Regions from separate parts of the Homo sapiens genome. Here regions 1, 3 and 4 are each linked to region 2. Evidence: chromatin contacts called from ENCODE Hi-C or POLR2A ChIA-PET data. All regions are on one chromosome and are shown on one strand. The core of a region is the stretch at or near the end of the contact, and the rest is flanking DNA. Distances in the headings are between cores, read along the strand shown.

The links. Hi-C counts contacts between places; a loop is a spot of excess contacts on that map. ChIA-PET counts read pairs that join two places held with the same protein, here RNA polymerase II (POLR2A). Pooled maps may share reads with other maps.
Region 1: a loop to region 2 is called in a pooled map, with 6 times the contacts of the local background. The contact joins the promoter of LINC03040 here to the promoter of CNPY3-GNMT in region 2. A Hi-C loop is called at or near these places in 1 of 50 pooled maps. POLR2A ChIA-PET finds 5 or more read pairs at or near these places in 2 of 52 experiments (H1 and T-cell).
Region 3: a pooled map shows a loop between it and region 2 (27-fold over the local background). The contact joins the promoter of USP49 here to the promoter of CNPY3-GNMT in region 2. A Hi-C loop is called at or near these places in 7 of 50 pooled maps. POLR2A ChIA-PET finds 5 or more read pairs at or near these places in 2 of 52 experiments (Panc1 and WTC11).
Region 4: a pooled map shows a loop between it and region 2 (12-fold over the local background). The contact joins the promoter of CDC5L here to the promoter of CNPY3-GNMT in region 2. A Hi-C loop is called at or near these places in 7 of 50 pooled maps. POLR2A ChIA-PET finds 5 or more read pairs at or near these places in 2 of 52 experiments (B cell and HCT116).

The regions. Positions count from the first base shown.
Region 1 is chr6:43,998,554-44,003,116 of GRCh38, forward strand. LINC03040 (long intergenic non-protein coding RNA 3040) reads left to right here and starts at 2,032. Exons shown (of 3, transcript NR_160956.1): 1 at 2,032-2,147; 2 at 3,500-3,574; 3 at 4,128-4,563. SCIRT (stem cell inhibitory RNA transcript) reads right to left here. Exons shown (of 5, transcript NR_125864.1): 2 at 2,490-2,563; 3 at 2,038-2,162; 4 at 665-955. It overlaps LOC124901321 (a long non-coding RNA gene), which reads left to right. Exons shown (of 2, transcript XR_007059591.1): 2 at 398-1,001. RefSeq lists an enhancer at 2,139-2,288 and a silencer at 4,211-4,380.
Region 2 is chr6:42,926,177-42,930,731 of GRCh38, forward strand. CNPY3-GNMT (CNPY3-GNMT readthrough) reads left to right here and starts at 3,304. Exons shown (of 5, transcript NR_134892.2): 1 at 3,304-3,545. It overlaps CNPY3 (canopy FGF signaling regulator 3), which reads left to right and starts at 3,304. Exons shown (of 6, transcript NM_006586.5): 1 at 3,304-3,545. The coding sequence starts at 3,395. RefSeq lists enhancers at 2,697-3,198, 2,783-2,832, 2,843-2,892, 3,199-3,700, 3,343-3,602 and 1 more.
Region 3 is chr6:41,892,740-41,897,598 of GRCh38, forward strand. It overlaps USP49 (ubiquitin specific peptidase 49), which reads right to left and starts at 2,636. Exons shown (of 8, transcript NM_001286554.2): 1 at 2,585-2,636. RefSeq lists enhancers at 1,395-1,909, 2,844-3,033 and silencers at 2,474-2,713, 2,502-2,794.
Region 4 is chr6:44,384,937-44,389,412 of GRCh38, forward strand. It overlaps CDC5L (cell division cycle 5 like), which reads left to right and starts at 2,770. Exons shown (of 16, transcript NM_001253.4): 1 at 2,770-2,932. The coding sequence starts at 2,888. It overlaps LOC124901323 (a long non-coding RNA gene), which reads right to left and starts at 2,983. Exons shown (of 4, transcript XR_007059595.1): 1 at 2,103-2,983; 2 at 1,114-1,233; 3 at 445-593; 4 at 1-175. RefSeq lists an enhancer at 2,652-2,851.

The DNA.
Region 1 (4,563 bases), core at 782-3,281, 1.1 Mb after region 2:
CTAGCTCAGGGATTGTAAATACACCAATTGGCACTCTGTATCTAGCTCAAGGTTTGTAAACACACCAATCAGCACTGTGAATGCACCAATCGACACTGTATCTAGCTACTCTGGTGGGGACTTGGAGAACCTTTGTGTCAACACTCTGTATCTAGCTAATCTAGTGGGGACATGGTGAACCTTTGTGTCTAGCTCGGATTGTAAACGCACCAATCAGCACCCTGTCAAAACAGACCACTGGGCTCTACCAATCAGCAGGATGTGGGTGGGGCCAGATAAGAGAATAAAAGCAGGCTGCCCCAGCCCGCAGTGGCAACCCGCTGGGATCCCTTTCCACGCTGTGGAAGCTTTGTTCTTTTGCTCTTTGCAATAAATCTTGCTACTGCTCACTCTGTAGGTCCACGCTGCCTTTATGAGCTGTAACACTCACCGCGAAGGTCTGCAGCTTCACTCCTGAAGCCAGCGAGACTACGAGCCCACCGGGAGGAACAGACAACTCCAGACGCGCCGCCCTAAGAACTGTAACACTCACCGCGAAGGTCTGCAGCTTCACCCCTAAGCCAGCGAGACCACGAACCCACCAGAAGGAAGAAACTCTGAACACATCTGAACATCAGAAGGAACAAACTCTGGACACGCTGTCTTTAAGAACTGTAACACTCACCGCGAGGGTCCGCGGCTTCATTCTTGAAGTCAGTGAGACCAAGAACCCACCAATTCCGGACACAGGAGGATCGCTTGAGCCCAGGAATTCAAGACCAGCCTGGGCAACCCAGCAACACTCCATCTCTACAGAAGTTGTAAAATTAGCTGGGCGTGATGGGGCGCATCTGTAGTCCTAGCTACTTATCCTAGCCTTGGCGAGAGGATCACTTGAGCCCAGGAGGTTAAGGCTGCAGTGAGCCATGATTGCACCACTGCACTCCAGCCGGGGTAACAAAGTCAGACCGTGTCTCTAAAAATAAATAAATAAATAAAAATAAAATAAATTTGACAACCAAGTTTAAATGGTGTTCTCATTATTCCCATTTTACAGATGCAGTCACTGGGGCCCCCAAGAAGTTAAGTGATCTGCCTAAGATCACATGCCTTTGTTTATATGTGTTGGAATTTTTCAATTCTCTCTGGAAATCCACATCCTCCACCCCCAACCCAGACTCCAACACAACTGCTTCCACCACGGCCCACCTGCGTACCCCACACATATCCCTGAAGTGCAGACTTCCTCCCATCCTTCCCCAGGAAGATTCCCTGGTCTGTGGGGTAGCGAGTGTTGGGGTGGTCTCTCCTTCCCTCCCATGCTTCTAGATTCCTCTGTAGGGTCCCGGTTTTGTTTTTGGTGTGGCAGCAAGCTCACTGCCTTTTTGAGTACTGTATGTCAGTGAGTTTGCATGCACACACCTGGAGGAGGGATGTGTGGGCATGAGAGGTATCTGGGCAAGTGGGCTTACTTGCCCACCTGGGGCACATGTGGGTACAGTGCAGTGGAGCATACATTGCCTAGATTGTAACCGTGTGTGTGCCTAGACACAGGCAAATGAGCCCATGTGGGTGTTCATGAAGGGCCTGCCCCCTGCATGTTTGGGGGTCTGTAGAATGAGTCCCCATTTCTCTCCCCTTCCCAAATAACTGCCACCATCTTCAGTTCAGACTCCTGGGCCCCAGGTAAGGGGCTGGTGAAAACCGCCTGTGACTGGGGACAGAGACACCTGAGTCTTAAGCCCCACCCAGGCTGCTAGTGCCCTTGAGCAGGCATCACCCCACCCAGGCAGCGGGAGTGTCCTCACCCAATGGGATAGGGTGACATGGGGGAGGAGGTTTGAAGCGGGGAGAAGGCAGCGAGGCTTTCAGCTCCCTAGATGGGAGGCTCATTACCCTAGCACTCAGTAGGTTGTAGGGAAGGGGGACTGAGCCAGGACTTGGCACTGACTACAAAGGGTAGGGGCAGCCCCCAGCACTCCCGCCGCGGCAGGCCAGGGGAGGGGCTGTGACGTTTGGTGGCCTCATGCAGCTGAGAGGAAGTAGCTAATTGCCAACCTGATGACTGGCGGCTGAGGAGTGGGGTGATGATGCCACTGGCAGAAGCAGGCGCCCTGGCCCAAGGAGGAGGCCCTTCAGCAACGGAGTGGGCCTGCATTCTGCGGAGGGTGAGACTGAGGTGGCTGCAGTCAAAGGAGAAGGGGGCAGGGGTTTGTTGAGGCTGTGACCGTGGGAAAGCGCTTCTCCAGGGCTTCCCTCAGCTTCAAGGAGAAAGAGTTCAGAGGCCCTGAGGGGATGAAGGGACTTGTGAAGGGGCTTCAGGGGGATGGGTTGGGGGGAAGGAGGTTCCTATTCTTACTCCCCTTCTGCCTATGCTCCCCCAATGTTCCTGTCTCTCCCCTCCCCCACCTTGGCCCCCTCTTTGGCCCCTGTGGCCAAAGTTGTTGAGGAAGGAGGGAGTAGATGGAGGGCTCTTTTCACCAGAAGACCCCCAGGCACAAGCAGCCCACCTTACTGATGGTCAGAGCATCCAGAAGAAGTGGCAAGACTTCAGCTGTCCTCAAAGCAGGAAGACAGAGTGTTTCTGGCAGAAAGAACAGCACAAGCAAAGGTTAGGCAGTGGGGTCTGGAGAGGCTGGTGGAGGACTGGGGCTTGGCTTCAATGGTTATGAGAGGAGGTGGGCAGGATGTTCTGTACCAAGGGCCACACTGTCCCTTCCTGGAAGAAACAGTGGGTACCCAGCACCCAGAGCTTCTCCCACATGCTGGCCACCGCCTCTGGCCCCAGTAGACCTGGCCCTCAACTGCCTCAGCAAGCCTCACAGGTTGGGGACCCCACCCTCATTATTCTCAAGTGCATCAACCCCGAAGGACTGAAGCCCCGAGTCCCAATAAACAGGTCCCATCCATCCGTAGGCCAGTCCGCTGGGCCCCTAGCACCCCCTATGGGCAGGAAGCAACACTAATGGAGGAGGAGCCTCCAGCAGCCTGGGGTGGGGTGGGGGTGGGAGAGTGAGACGTGAGGGAGGAGAGAGACTTGCCCTCTAGGAAGCGGACAGACCATGCCTCAGGAAACCCCAGTGTCACAGGTCACAGACACTGACCTTGAAGCGTTACTCTCATGGGTGAAATTTAGCCCCTGTCCTCAGGAAGCTCCCAGTCTGACGGGGGACACATATAGTGCTCTCAGAGCTGCCTTCTTTAGGGTGAAACTCAGTATCTGGGCTTCAGGAAACTCCCAGTGTAAGGGGAGAGACACGACCCTGCCCTTAGGGATCTCTCAAATGAGGCATACCCACTGGACTTTCGGGAACCATCAATCTGTTTCCAGACATGGATTAGAGATTTCAATGCCTCAAGGGCTGCCAGGAAAAAAAATACAAGACGTCCAATTAAATTGAATATCAGATAAACAACGAATAATATTTTAGCATAAGTCTGTCCCATACAATATTTGGGACAGACTTACACTATTTAAAGTATCCAGTTTAACTGGAAGTCTTGTGTTTTTATTTGCCAGATCTGGTAACCCTAGGTGCCTCCAGTTTGAGGGAGGAGAGAGGACACCCCCTCCACCCCAGACATAGGAAAGCAGGTAAACACCTCAGCGTGCTCCGGAGGGCAGGGGTGGGGCAGGAGGAGAGTCCTGGGGCTCCGGCTCGCGGCAGTTTAAAATTCCTTCCAGGCCAGAGCCCTAATCCCTCGGTGCACAATGGCCGCCTTCTCCCCCGCCGCCCGCGCCCACGCCCTCCCCCGCGGGGCCGTGGCAGTGCCACCAAGGGCCTCTTTAAGCCCCTTTGAAGCCGCGGAGCCCCGCGCCGCAGGAGGCCCCGCCGCTATGCCAGCTATGCCAGCTATGTCCCTGCTGCCGCCGGCCGCCACCGCTCCCCCATTAATGCTGGCTAATCTGGCTAATAAATAAACTCCCCTCCCAGCCCCAGCCCCGCGCCGACTCCTCCCCGCCCCCGCAGAATCGATGTCAGGGCTCGACTAGAGCAAGCGCCCGCACTCCACCCCACTCCCTCGAGATGTAGCTGACGTTTTTTCTTATGGCTGCCCTAGGTCTGTAGCCCGTCGGGGATTCTCGGGGAGACGTGGGATTTGGGAGGTCTCCGCCTAGCCACTGCGTTTGCCTTCCTCTTTTCCAGTCCACCTGCGCACCAGGGGCAGGACACGTGGCTGGGTGCAGACGCTGGCCCGGATGTCGCGGAGGACTCGCGGGCCGGTAGAGCGCGCGGCGGCGGCGGCGGCGGCGGCGGCGGGAGGAGACGCAGGTCACGCCCCCTTCCCACCACCTCCCGCCGCCGACGGGGCGCGCGCGCCGAGGAGCCCGGGACAGGTGACTCCTAGAGGACTGCGTCTGCGCCTCCCCCGGCGGGAGTCCCTTCTTCGCGGCCTCTGCCGCCCCCTGCGTCCCCTCCTGGGCTTCCGAGAGTCTGACTCAGCCAAGCCGGCATCGCTTCGCCTCCTACAACACACCCCGAGCGCGAGAAGAAATTACAGGATTGCAGGGGCACGGCTAATGCGCTCTAATTACCCACCGCCGCTGTCATCCGCGGCGCTCCGCGGCGCTGGGCCAACGCG
Region 2 (4,555 bases), core at 2,054-4,553:
TATGAGATATTAATTCCAAACTTACAGTTTATTAATCAATTAAGAGTCATTATTCATTTGACAAATATTCTTTAAGTATCAACCCTGAGCCAGGTACTAAAGAGGTTTGGCTTTTTTGGTCTGGTTGTTACATAAAGAAGATTCTTGTATTGATCAAGTATGAGGCTTCCACAGTAGAGCATAACGTGTGCGTCCCCTGCTTGCCCAGCGCTGGCAGGAAATCCAGACTTTCCCAAGGGTTCTCTGCTAGTAATCACTCCAAGAGACTCTGGGTGCTGTCATGTAAATCCACCTGTCCCTTGGGCCCCATAGGATAGTCTGCTGGATCAACTTTAGTCTTCCTTCCCCCAGGGAGGGGATGGGGAACTATGCCCCAGCACCCCAACACATGGTTTCAAGGACACCCTCAGCTCCCCTGAGCCTCTGTGCTCTCTCAGCTACTGTTCCATAAAAACTCTCACTGCCTCCTCCACTGCTCATCTCTCACCAGCCTGAAAGGAGATTCTCCCACTTGTTTTGGGGATTCTTGGGTGCTGGTGGCTGGGGTGGGAGGGTCCCATAGCTTCTACGGATGAATCTGTCCACCATCCCCACAAGGCATGTTCCTTCTCTGACACACAGACTGAGGGAGGGTGTGGGCAGGGGCCCAACTATAGCCTCAGACTTTCTCTGGCCACTATCCCTTCCTAGCTGTCCGGCCAGATGCTGAGCCCAGGCTTCTCAATCTCCACTGTCAGGCTGGCTTAATCTTATTTCCCAGGAGGGCTTCTGAGCCGAGGTGAATCAAGGGCCATGGCCAAGCTCTGAGCCTACCCAAGTATTTTATTTTATTTTATTTTATATTTTATTTTATTATTTTATTTTTTGAGATAGGGTCTCACTCTGTCCCCCAGGGTGGAGTGCAGTGGTGCGATCTCAACTCTCTGCAATCTCTGTCTCCCAGGTTCCAGCAATTCTCCCACCTCAGCCTCTCAAGTAGCTGGGACTACAGGCACACGCCACCATGCCTGGCTCATTTTTGTATTTTTTGGTAGAGACAGGGTTTCACCACATTGGCCAGGCTGGTCTTGAACTTCTGACCTCAAGTGATCCGCCTGCCTTGGCCTCCCGAAGTGCTGGAATTATAAGTGTGAGCCACTGTGCCCAGCTTGAGCCAACCTAAGTCTTATCAAGCCTAGAAAACATGGAGGACCTTAGGAGGGTGTCCTGATCTTGTACACTGTGGAATTCCACATGCCACAGCCCCTGCCTATCCAAAGTGCTTTGTTACCAACACAGTTTTGGACAAGAAACTAAAGTCAGAAAGTGGCAAGGCCTGGGCCTCAGTGCTCTGAAGTCTTCATAAAATAGCATAAATATCCAACCTCTAGGAAGGAAACAAGAAGGTATCAGGGAACAGGGTTTTATGGCCAATTTGCAGACAACTTCCCAGAGAAGCAACTTTGGTCTGTGTGCGTCTGTAGGACACTGAGTTCAGGGGCAGCCTAAAGAAGACCAAGAGTGCTCCTCTTTATTTTTATTTGTTTATTTTTATTTTTTGAGACGGAGTCTCGCTCTGTCGCCAGGCTGGAGTGCAGTGGCGCGATCTCGGCTCACTGCAACCTCCACCTCCAGGGTTCAAGCAATTCTCCCGCCTCAGCCTCCCAAGTAGCTGGGACTACAGGCACCCACCACCACGGCTATTTTTTTTTGTATTTTTAGTAGAGACAGGGTTTCACCATATTGGCCAGGCTGGTCTCGAATTCCTGACCTTGTGATCTGCCCGCCTTGGCCTCCCAAAGTGCTGGAAATACAGGCATGAACCATCGCGCCCGGCATTTATTATTTTTGAGATGGAGTCTTGCCCTGTCGCCCAGGCTGGAGTGCAATGGCGTGATCTCGGCTCACTGCAACCTCCATCTCCCAGGTTCAAGCAATTCTCCTGCCTCCACCTCCCGAGTAGCTGGGATTACAGGCGTGTGCCACCACGCCCGGCTAACTTTTTGTATCTTTAGTAGAGATGGGGTTTCAGCATCTTGGCCAGGCTGGTCTTGAACTCCTGACCTCGTGATCCACCTACCTCGGCCTTCCAAAGTGCTGGAATTATAGGCGTGAGCCACCAAGCCCGGCCTCCTCTTTATTTTTTATTTTGATTTATTTATTTTTGAGATGGGGGGGGTGTCTCGCTATGTTGACCAGGCTGGTCTCGAACTCCTGGCCTCAAGCAGTTCTCCCTTCTTGGCCTCCCAAAGTGCTGGGATTACAGACATTAGCCACGGCGCCTGGCCTTTTTCTTCTTCTTCTTCTTTGTTGAGACAGGGTCTCAATCTGTTGCCCAGGCTGGTCTCCAACTCCTGGGCTCAGGTGATCCTTCCGCCTCGGCCTCCCAAAGTGCTGGGATTACAGGCGTGAGCCATTAAGTGTTCCCCTTAATGACACAGCAGATGAGAGTTTTACTGAGTATCTCCTTGTGCCAGGCACCCTGTTGTTGCTGGGGAAGCGGAAGGGAGAGACAATCGTTAATCGGCTAAATTTCTGCCTTCTGAGAGCTCAGAATCAAGAAATAAATAATAGGGCAGTAAAAGGGGCTGGGATTACATACAAAAAGAAAATTAATGCCTGAACTTTTTACAATCTGCTCGATAAGCTTTAATTCTATTAACCTATTTGAGCTTCCCAACAACAGGCAAGCTCCCACAGCAGCTAGGAGGATCACTTTGTCGTCATACAAATAGAAACAGGCTCAGAGAGGAAGTCATTTGTTCTAGTTCTCACTAGGACAAATCTACTGGCTACTAAAAAAGTGTGAAGGCTGGGGACAGTTTGAGTCGTCCTGCTTGCACCTTAAGCGCCTACAAGAGTGCCCGGCTATAACAACCACAATACCAATAATAAAATTTAAAAACAGATGTTCAGTAAGGACTTGCGGCATTAGGACCCCAGGAGGGAAGTGACGTTCGAGGAGGCGGAGAAAGCCGCGAAGACGGCCTTCCCCACATCTTCCAGCACCTGCGCGCCTGAATCCGTCCCACCCAGGCCCAGACGCAGGCTTCTTCTCGGGTCTTGGTCCTGCATCCTCTCTCTCCCAGAGCCTCCGTTAGGGGGTGGGAAAGGACTTTGCCATAGGTCGCTGAGGCCACCATCTGCTCTCTTACTGGCCAAGGGCGTAAAAAGATAGTCTTCCCATTAGCTAGAGAGCAAACCCCAGAAAGCCTATTGGCTGCGCCGTCCGCGGGCCTTGGTCCGCTTTGAAGGCGGGCTGCGGCTGCGAGAGGAGGGCGGGCGGGAGGCTAGCTGTTGTCGTGGTTGCTCGGAGGCACGTGTGCAGTCCCGGAAGCGGCGAGGGGAAACTGCTCCGCGCGCGCCGCGGGAGGAGGAACCGCCCGGTCCTTTAGGGTCCGGGCCCGGCCGGGCCATGGATTCAATGCCTGAGCCCGCGTCCCGCTGTCTTCTGCTTCTTCCCTTGCTGCTGCTGCTGCTGCTGCTGCTGCCGGCCCCGGAGCTGGGCCCGAGCCAGGCCGGAGCTGAGGAGAACGACTGGGTTCGCCTGCCCAGCAAATGCGAAGGTGAGGAGGCGGGGCCCGTGGGGCGTATCCTGCCGGAGGGGCTGGCTCCAGCGGTGGTGCTTGCGGAGCAGCGTCGGGGGTTGCAAGGTTCCGAGCTCTGCAGGGTGTCTTCCTTCCTTGAACAGGCTTGCGCCGGGACGCTGCGGCGGACGAGAGATCTGGTCCCGGTACCCCTGGAGTTCACACATTGGTAGAAACAAGCAATGATAATTCAGAGTAGTAGATGCCATGATAGGGGAGGTACAGAGCTTCCTTTTGGGGGCCGGACGAGGAGCATCTGGTCTAGCCTGGAGTGGGGGAGGGGGTGGGCGAAGGCTGTGTGCAGAGGGGAGTCAAAGAGGGCTTCATACAGGAAGCACGAAGAGGCATTAGGAGTTAGCCGGATGAAGAGAAGTGGAAAGAGAGGGGCCCACTCAGGAAACTACAGAGGCAGAGGCCTGCCGGCTGAGAAGCTAAGAACGAGTTTGAGGAACTGAAAAGCTCCAGATGACTCATCTTGGGGGAAAAAAACCTAAGACTTTCCCCTTTTGCCCTCACTGCAACCCAATCTGTGTAGTTGTCTGTTGCACCCACTAACAACTCCTCGAAGGCAGGAATTTTTGTCTTAGATACGTATTCACACAGTGTCTGGTAGGCACTCAATAAATGTTTTGAGAATACAGATGATTAAATGGGAGACTGTGGGTGTGTGTGAGGAGGAGGATCTGGATCTGAGGAGCCCTTTGGGGGAACAATAGAGCCTATGGGGAACTTGAAAGAAGATTTTAGGACTTTGGAGAAAAGGTGAGTCCCAAAGACATAGGCGTTGAGGAACTACAGAGAGAGAGAGAGAGGGAGCTACCAGCGAGCCAGGACTATAAAGGACCTATTTCTTTTTCCTCAACTCCGTCCCTTAGTTTTCTCCTCAGACCTTACAGTCATGCCTGCCTTCCTAGCCCCGTAACCCCAGGGCCCCCAGAAAGTTGGCTGTGAATCTCTCATCTGAATTGAAAGCCTACATCAGGCCAGAT
Region 3 (4,859 bases), core at 1,386-3,885, 1.0 Mb before region 2:
TTTACCCAACTTTGAAAAAAAAAGTATCTTTGTGCATCTGAGTGTACACAATGAAATAACCCCAAAGAAGATTCTCAACAATTGTTTGAATTTTTCCCTAAGTAAATCATATGCTATCCTTTGGCACCATCAAATGCAAAACAAATATTCATTCATATTCTTAGCTAAATGTAAAAGCTTCTGAAAAAAATCATTAAAACAAAATTCTAAGTAAGAATAACCAAATTTTGCCCCAAATTTCTTATCTTCCTTTTCATTTCTAAAGGTGTCTTAAAAATCAAAAGCTTCTAGAAAATTAGTATTAATCTGGCCTTCTTTATTCATAACCATAAAACACGAAAGGCAGTGGAGCTGTCCAAAGACCAAGCTTGCTGCAGTATTATCTTACAGAGATGTTTTTCCATCAAAATTACTCATAAATTTATTTGCCCTAAAAAATAAGTCTGCTACTCTAAAATCCTCCACTACTCTACAATTCTCCCTTTCTTTATGCCATTTTGTTAAATGGGTGAGTTACCAACTACAGCATGAAACGTCCCGCACAAAGCTAAAGGCAGCTCAGGAACTCAAAGCCCTCAGCTCTGATTTAATCTCTCCCCCAGTAAACTTCCTTGGTTGGTTATCTGCCTTTCTCTGAAATGATTTCTTAACATTCTCCAGCAACTGAAAACAATAAGCAGAAATCTGGTTGATTAATCAAAAGAAACAGATTCTCATCTTTCTCTATCCCAACAACAGTGCGTTCTCCATTGAAAATGAAAATGCTGTCCATAAAACACAGCCCAGCACTTGTCAGGTGCAACACTCCTACAACACTAAAACTATCACATCACACGAGTACACCCTAAATAAGCACACCCTTTCCCCGAATTATCACAACACTAGTGAAATGCAGAGGTTTTCAACACCCAGAGTTTATACTTTATCATCCATACAAGAAAAAAATCAAATCAAAATGAGTCTCATTTCTTCAAAGTGGACAGGAAAGTCAAATCAAAAGCAATGAAGGGTGGAAGCAGATTCAAGATTTCTTGAGAGAAAGAGGTTTCTGGAATTTCCTACTTTTAGGGACAAAAGGATTCACAGTTTCAACACACAGTTCTCTCCTCAACAAAGAATTCCTTTCCTGCACCCCCCACCTCTGCCCTTACTTTTTAGTCTTTACCCCTGTCTCTAGGTCCCCTTTCACTCACCATGGTTCCTCGTCTTCTGCACCAAAGGCTCTCTTACACTTGATCTTTCACTACAGCATTTCTGCCCTGACCCTTGCAGACCTTCTGGAGCAACTCCCCATAACACGCACATTCGATTCCCACCCCCCTGCAGTCTACCCCAGTTCTACATCCATCAGGACTCCCCCAGCTTCTCTTAGCCCCCTCTCTTCCCTTACTCCCCATCTCATCCTTTAAATTCTGGGGCCCATCTCTTCCTGCTCCTCTCACCATTTGCTTTTAGCCCTGTCTCTTTACCTCACTGTTTTCACCTTGGATCTTGCTGAACCTCTTCAATTAACGTAATTACCCAGTTATCCTTGTCCCAGATGGCCATCACTTCTTACACCCTAACTCTAGTCTCCTTTCAGCTCTTCTGGTCCCAGAATCGTCCTACAGACACCCATCTCTTATCTGTTTCCTTTCGCCCTTCCACCACACTCTTATTCCTGACTCCACCTGGTTCCAGTCCAGGTCTCATTTGCCCTCCCTCACTTTACAGAATTTACATCCATCGCCCACCCACTAACCCATTCCTTTCTCAGAACCTCGCCAGCAGTTCCCACCACACCGTTGGTCCCAGTCCTTCAGCTCATCTCGCTCCGCACTAGTTCACACCCTCGTCACGTCTGGCTCTTAATCACTCTCTCTTTCCTACTCCCAACTATTACCCCAGCTCTGCCCCTCCTTGTCTTCCACTTCCAACACTTACCCCGGTACCCCTCACCCCAACACCACCCGCTACGAAGATTTCCCCTTCAAACCCCTGCTCTTACACCTAACCCCAGGATCCCTTTCCCCAGCCCTAACCTCATTCCCTGCCCGGCTTCCTTAACGCCCACCCTGGCTTTTGCCTCCTTCCTATCTCCTTGGCTGGCTTTTTCTCACTCCTCCTCTCCCTGGCTTCTAACCCTTTCTCCCCTTAATCCTCCTCATCTCATTCTCAACCCGGTTCCCCTCATCGCCTCCAAGCCTTCCTTTCCCTCTCCCTTCAACGCTTTTGCCCCAACCCAGCCGTCGCCCACCCCGCCAAAATAAGGCGCCCGCGCGCCCCGACTCCCGGCTCTCGCCTCCCGCCGCCCCCGCCCCGGGCGCCCCCAGCCCGCCGGCGCCGCGGTCCCGCCCCCTGCCGCCGCTCCTCCCGCCCGCGAGGCGCGCGCTGCCTTTGTCGCCCCTCACCCGGTGTGTGAGGATTTTGCTTCTTTAAAGGGGAGGGCTAGTGAGCCGGAGACTCCTATCCCCGCCTCCGAGTCTTAGAATGGGCTCCCTGGCCGTCGCGGCCTCCCCGGCCCCCGTTCCCCCTACCCCCTGGAGCTACCCACTTTGCTGCCTCCCCACCTCCTCCGTCCCCTCCCCCGGCCCCCTCTATTTACCGCCATCATCAGCACGCGCGAGCTGTCACCAGGGCGCGAGACAACCGAACACGGCCCCGCCCCCTGCCCGTCTATTGGCCCGCCCGCTGGAGCCCCGCCCCTCAGGCCCTGCATTGCGCCAACGGCGCAGCGCTGGGCCGCGACCCCGGCACCGGCACCCGTTCCGAGGGTTCGCGCCGCAGGCGCAAAGTTTAGGGTCAGCCACAAACGCGCGGCCGCTTTGAGCCTGGCGTAAGGGGCGGCGGCGTAGGGGGACGTTGTGAATAGCTGGTCGAAGTTTGGTTGAAGCACAGGAGGGTAAATAAGAAGGTTTCCAGACAAAGAGACTCTTAAAGGTACAGACTCTTATGTCTGTCCCTCCTCCTTAAAGGGCCAGAGACGCTCCCGAGCCCATCTCCGCCCCCTTCTTCCCGGGGAACTGTAAAGGTATTTTACATGAGTTTCCCATACTCTTTTCGGTTCACCTTTAACACCTCTCCCCACTGCGAAGGACAAAGGCTTTCTCACTATCCCGTCCGTATGTTTTGTTTTATTCTGTTAAAAGACGTTATTTCTGTGTTGTTCCTAAAGCAGCAGCCCTCAAACCGTGGGGTTTCCGGAGGCAGCGTTTGCAAAAGTTACTATTGGCTCCCAGGCGGGTGAGCACGTGTCTGGCTTTTGCCACAGATGACCCAAGAGAGATTCAGCTGTTTTATGGAAATCCCCCACAAGTTAGAGGATCGCTGCCGGAACTGAAGAAGTTCAGCAGATTGTAAGGCTTGGGAAATAAACCAGACTGACTTGGTAGTGGTCCATTGGGAAACAGAACAGCACCTAAGCTACAAAAGGCTTAGGTTAAGCAGTCTCCTAGGTGCACTGTCTTGAAACTACTTGCGGGGTGGTAGTGGGGGGAGGGGATGGGAGTCTCCCAAAATAAGATCAACAATTTCAACACCCAACACATAGCTAAGGCAGATAAAGACTTACATTTAAATATAAGGACAAGTAAAAGAAACAGACATTAGCTATAGTAGTGGCTCAAGTTACACACCTGTAAACAGGAGAACTAGGTAAGCACAAAAAAAAAAAAAAGAACACCACACACAATAGGAAGGGGGAAACTACAATGCCTGGACCAAGCGCTGTGTAGGCAATTTATTAACAACTTGCACTTTTAAAAGAGGTTTGATAGAAGGAGAGGAAGTGGAGTGTTTCAATTTGGTTTGGTCGGGATTTATCATGAGGTTCAAGGCCTCAGAGTTAGATTCAGAATTTAGCTCTCCCTTTGTCGTCCATCACAGTTAACATAATTCTTTTTAAGGAATTCTTAACATTATAACTCTAATTATATGTCTTATTCCCTTACTCAACAATCCCCAAGAAAATTCTTGGAGAAGAAAGATTGTTACTTATTCAATGTTAGTTCCATAACAAGGTGCTTTTGCTGAGTGAAGAATTTGGGAGCCACTTAAAACTTCCAATGGAAGGGATGCTCCCAGAATAGCAATACAGGAGGAAAAGTTTCTCAGTGATGTGAGCATGTATTAGATCAGTGTTCTCAAAAATGTGGCCTGGAGGCCGGGCACGGTGGCTCACGCCTGTAATCCCAGCACTTTGGGAGGCCAAGGCAGGTGGATCATGAGGTCAGGAGATCAAGACCAGCCTGGCCAACATGGTGAAACTCCGTCTCTACTAAAAATACAAAAATTATCCGGACGTGGTGGCGTGTGCCTGTAATCCCAGCTACTCAGGAGGCTGAGGCAGGAGAATTGCTTGAACCAGGGAGTTGGAGGTTGCAGTGAGCTGAGATCGTGCCACAGCACTCCAGCCTGGCAACGGAGTGAGACTCCATCTCAAAAAAAAAAAAAAAAAAAAAAAAGTGTCGCCTGGAAAGGCCTAGGGATCTCTGAGACCCTTTGGGCTGGGGGGATAGTGGGGTGCCTGAGATCAAAACGATTTTCCTAATAATACTGAGACATATCTGCATTGTCACTGTGATGATATTTGCACAATGATACAAAAGTAGCAATGGGTAAAACTGCTGCCTTAGCACAAATCAAGGCAACTGCACCAAGTTGTGCTAGAGGTCAAGGTATTCTTCACTGCTACAGTAAAAAAACACCTGTTTCAGGCCGGATGGGTGCAGTGGCTCACACCTGTAATCCCAACACTTTGGGAGGCCAAGGCAGGTGGATCACTTGAGGTCAGGAATTCGAGACCAGCCTGGCCAACATGGTGAAACCCCTCTCTCTACTAAAAATACAGAAATTAGCTGGGCGTGGTGGCACGCACCTGT
Region 4 (4,476 bases), core at 1,520-4,019, 1.5 Mb after region 2:
TCATTTTAACTTGATTACATCTGCAAAGACTCTATTTCCAAATAAGGTCACATTTACAGGTAGCAGGGGTTAGGACTTGAACATATCTATTTGGGGGGAATACAATTCAACTCTCAACAGGGAGAAACAGATTTTTTCATCTGACAGCTTCTTACAGGCTTTAATTTCAGTGACTCTGCAAGAGGGGAGGACATAAAAACCATGTTTTTTTTTATTTTTTGTTTTTTTTTAAATGGAGTATTTTATGTAACTGGTGTTCTAAGGAACATGTTTGGGGAAAAATGCCTTGGGTGAGTGAGACTATTTAGCAGTGGCCACTCACTTTACCAAAGATTCACAGTGACTGACCATATAGTCTGGTTGCCTAACGATAGATGCTTCTTATGGCTGTCCCTCAAGAGATTGTTGGCAGTCCCTGTGGCCTCTTTGTAAGGGTTCCCATACCTGGCTGGTGAGGCTGCAGTAGTATGGTGGGGGAGGCTGGCCAAGCAGGCCATCCTGGAGAACAGTGTGTTTGTGTTCTGATGTTTGTGGCTACAGTGCTCTGGTTTCAGACATCCTGGAACTTCCATGATGTTGCATTTTTCTGAATTCTGAAAGGGAATATACAATCTGCATGTTCAAAGGTGAAATGAGGGACAGTTGACAGGGCTGTTTTACCTGGATGAGTAAGTTGTACAATGCATGTCTCTAGGGGTGGAATTCACATAGTGGAGATGGTAGATCCAATTTTCTTGTAATAGAGTGCCCTGTTCTCAGAACACCAGTATTTTGTGACAATTTTCCAGCATGTGGCATAAAGTGTCTTGAGGAAGGGGCACCTTTTTCTAGTTCTCACAAAAGTAACATATGGTAAAGAGGTGGCCCTGAGTGGGAGGGAGAAGCCTTCATCAACTCTTGGAATGTGAGATCTGAAAGGCCTCTGACAGAGTATTGGTCCATCTCTGGAATTGTTAGGACTCTTCCTTACAAATAATAGAAACCCAATTCCAAGTGGCTAACACAAATAGGAAACTAATAATCAGAATGCAAGGACAGGAATGCAGCTGGGACTCAGGAACATGCTGGATCCAGGTACTCTGACATGGTCAGGACTTACATCTCTCTCTTTACCTGCTTTTTTCCCTTAGTCCAAAACATGGTGGTAGACAACTCCTGGGTGTCACGTGTTGGATGTTCAGCAGTCAGTAGAGACTGACCTCCTCTATGCTCCAGTGTTAAAATCTCGAAGACCTAGTATTTGATAGCACAACAGGGTGACTATAGTAAAAAATAATTTAATTGTACATTTAAATTAACTAAAAGATTATAATTGGATTGTTTGTAAAACAAAAGATAAACACTTGAGATGATGGATACCCCATTTACCCTGATGTGATTATTATGTGTTGTATGCCAGTATCAAAATATCTCATGTACCCCATAAATATGTGTGTACTATGTACCCACAAAAATTAAATATAACAAATTAAAAAAAAACCGCCCCATTACAGGAGAGGTCCAAATGAAAACATTTTGTTTGAGTTTAACTGGCCACAGGTCCAATGGTTTCTTATACACCACACAGTGGGTAAACAGCTCAAGGGCGGGCTGCCCGCCAGCATAAACCTTTGAGTGGCAAACACTACCAGGGTGGCCATGGAAAATGCCCTCTTGCTGACCATAATTGCACAGAATGTGTGTAAATAAAAGCTAAAAGGAAAAAGAAAATTCTGTAGCTCTTCCAGAAGAGGCAAACGGAGAAATGAAGAAATATAAAGAGATAGGCACTATATAAATACTAAGTACTATAAATAGGGCATTTCCCAACCCACTAAATATTTTGATATTTTCCAGGGATGGAGCCAGAGATGTTCTGGAAGGATGAAGGAGACTGCATGAGTAATTGGGGTGGGGTAGCAGAGAGTTTGCCAATCCCTACCTCACTGGGTTTTAGTTATGTTTCAGTTAATCTGCCTCCTCATTTACGAGGCGGGTATTGTTAGCTCCACTTTTCAGATGAGGATACTGAGATTCAGTAAGGTTATTACCCAAACTTATGAGAAAGCCAAGATTTCACAATATTTCAACCCAACTCGACTTTGTCTAATACCAGTGCGTACCAATGGCATTATTAATCCAGACTGGGCGATGAATTAAAAACTCTGACGTGACGTTTCTGCAGGTTTCTGGAAGAAGCCTGGATCACCTGGGGACGGGGTGAAGTTGGCGTTGCCCTCCTTGCAGTAATAGCTGCTATTGTTTTGCAGCAGTTATTATGGATCAGATACTGTGCTGGGTCTATGATCTCATTTAGCCCTTACGACAATCCTGTGAGGTTGGCATTACTATGATCTCTATTTTACAGGTTAGGAAACTGAGCCTTAAATAAACTACTGGATTTTCCTGAGTATTCTGTGAATAAATTCCTATTACTGAAATACTTGAAAGGGCTAGATTAATAAATTAACAAAGCCTTCTTCGGAGCAACTGTGCTGAAATTCCGTACGCGTGACGTTCCCACCCTCTGCCACTCGGTGACGTCACGATCAATCCCACCACTAAGTTCCCAGCCAAGCGCTACCGCCGCTATCTCGCGAGAGCCGTAGTTTCTTCCATTCTGTTTTGGACATGCGCGGGGCGTAAGGCGCTTTGGCCAGAGTGGTTTGATGGTTTTGTGTTAGTCTTCCTGCAGCTGAGCTTCCACAAGACACTTTTTCCCTTTCAGCCACCCAATATCTCGCGAGACTTGCTATTCTGCGCCCCCTCCCACCTTGCGCTTGCGCAGATCTTCAAAGCAGAAGGTCGCGCTTGGAGGAAGTGGCGGCTTTGAGTCCGGTGGCCCAATCGCTGTTACTACTTCTCTGAAGCTCCTCTCGGCTGCTTGCCGAGACACCCTGCCGCCAAGATGCCTCGAATTATGATCAAGGGGGGCGTATGGAGGAATACCGAGGTAAGTCTCCTTTTCCCGCCGTCCGCTGCCCGCCGCTCCCTCTAGCAGCTTGTGCGCACGCGCGCGGAGGTCGGGGGGGCGACGAGGAGACCCTGTGGGGTCTGCGTGGAGGGCAGCCCGGGGGCTGACCCTTGGGGCCCTTTCCGTGTGTCTGGCCCCGTGTTGTGCGAGCGCCAGTAGGACAGGGACCGTGATGTCACCACCTGGCTACTCGGCTCCAAGCTCACTTGTTAGGCCCTGAGTGAACATTTGTTGACTTGAATACGCCCCCTCCCACCCCGCCCCCCCGCCCCCCCCGGCCCCGGGAAGAACTCAGAGTTCCAACTCAGCCAGAGTTGGTCCCCCGGGGCACCATCCACTCTTAGTCCAGGCACCACGACTCTGTCTCATACTCAGAAATAAAGAAGTTGCCGTGGCCACAACTTTGTGTCTCCATTGACTTCCTTGCAGAGGGGAAGCAGTTTGAGTGCCAGGTTCAGAGAGCCCGTTTATGCCCGCATCTCTCTGGTTATCTGTTATCAGGGCATAACCTGTCTGCCATCTCGACAGATCCCAAGGTCTGTCTCTTTCTGTCACTGCCTTTGCCTAGATAGAAGCCAGAAAGGAAAAACTGGCCTAGGATAGTCTCTGTTTCCAGAAACGTAGTGGATAGTGCCATTGGTGAGCCAAAGGGCAGTAGAGTGGGAGTGAAATAGAAATTAGATTTTAGTGCGTTTTGTGTTCAGAGTGTACCGAATTTATCAGTTTCTGGAGCACATCATGTCTTTTCATGCTCTGTGTCTTTTTTTCGTTACATTTTATGGCTTCTTTTTTTTTTTTTTTTTACATCTTTTGCCTTCCTAGCGCTTGACATCTTTCTGATCATCCTTCAAACCTAGTTCGGAAACACTTCTTGGAATCTCTGTAAGAATTAATTGCACCCCCGATATTCTCATGATACCTTTTTCTTCCGTTTGTTAAAACTTGCTTTGTCTTTTTGTAAGCATCACATCCTCTGTGTGGTACTCGGTAAGTTTCTTAACTTCTGAAAGCCTCAGTTTTCTACTTTTTCTAAATTGGGATAATAATACTTAACCTCTCTTGAGGATTACACGAGTTAATACGTTTGGAATATTTAGATCAGAGTAGGGCACATAGTAGCCTCTGAGTAAGAGCTAGTTGCTCTTTCACCTCACCAGACAGCATGGCGAGAGGACCAGGTCTTGGTATCCCTAGGACCTAGGACAGTAACCAACATGAAGTAGGTTGCTCGACAGGTATTTGCAGAATGAATCAAGTAGAGTAGGTATCTGCTGTATCTATTTAATTGAAAATGTGTTTAAGTGTAGTTGTACTGCAACCAAGTTACAAAAAAGACAATGAAAACTGCCTCAGCTTCCACCGAGGGAACCAGACTGTTTAAATTGGAGAAGAGATGACTTCTGAGGGAGAGACAGATATAAAATCAAGTAACAGTAGGATTCCTATGCAGTGGTCAAAGCTCTGCAGTCTTTTTAAAAAGTATCTTTGATCATGGGAGATGTAGAGGATGGAGTGGGGTATCT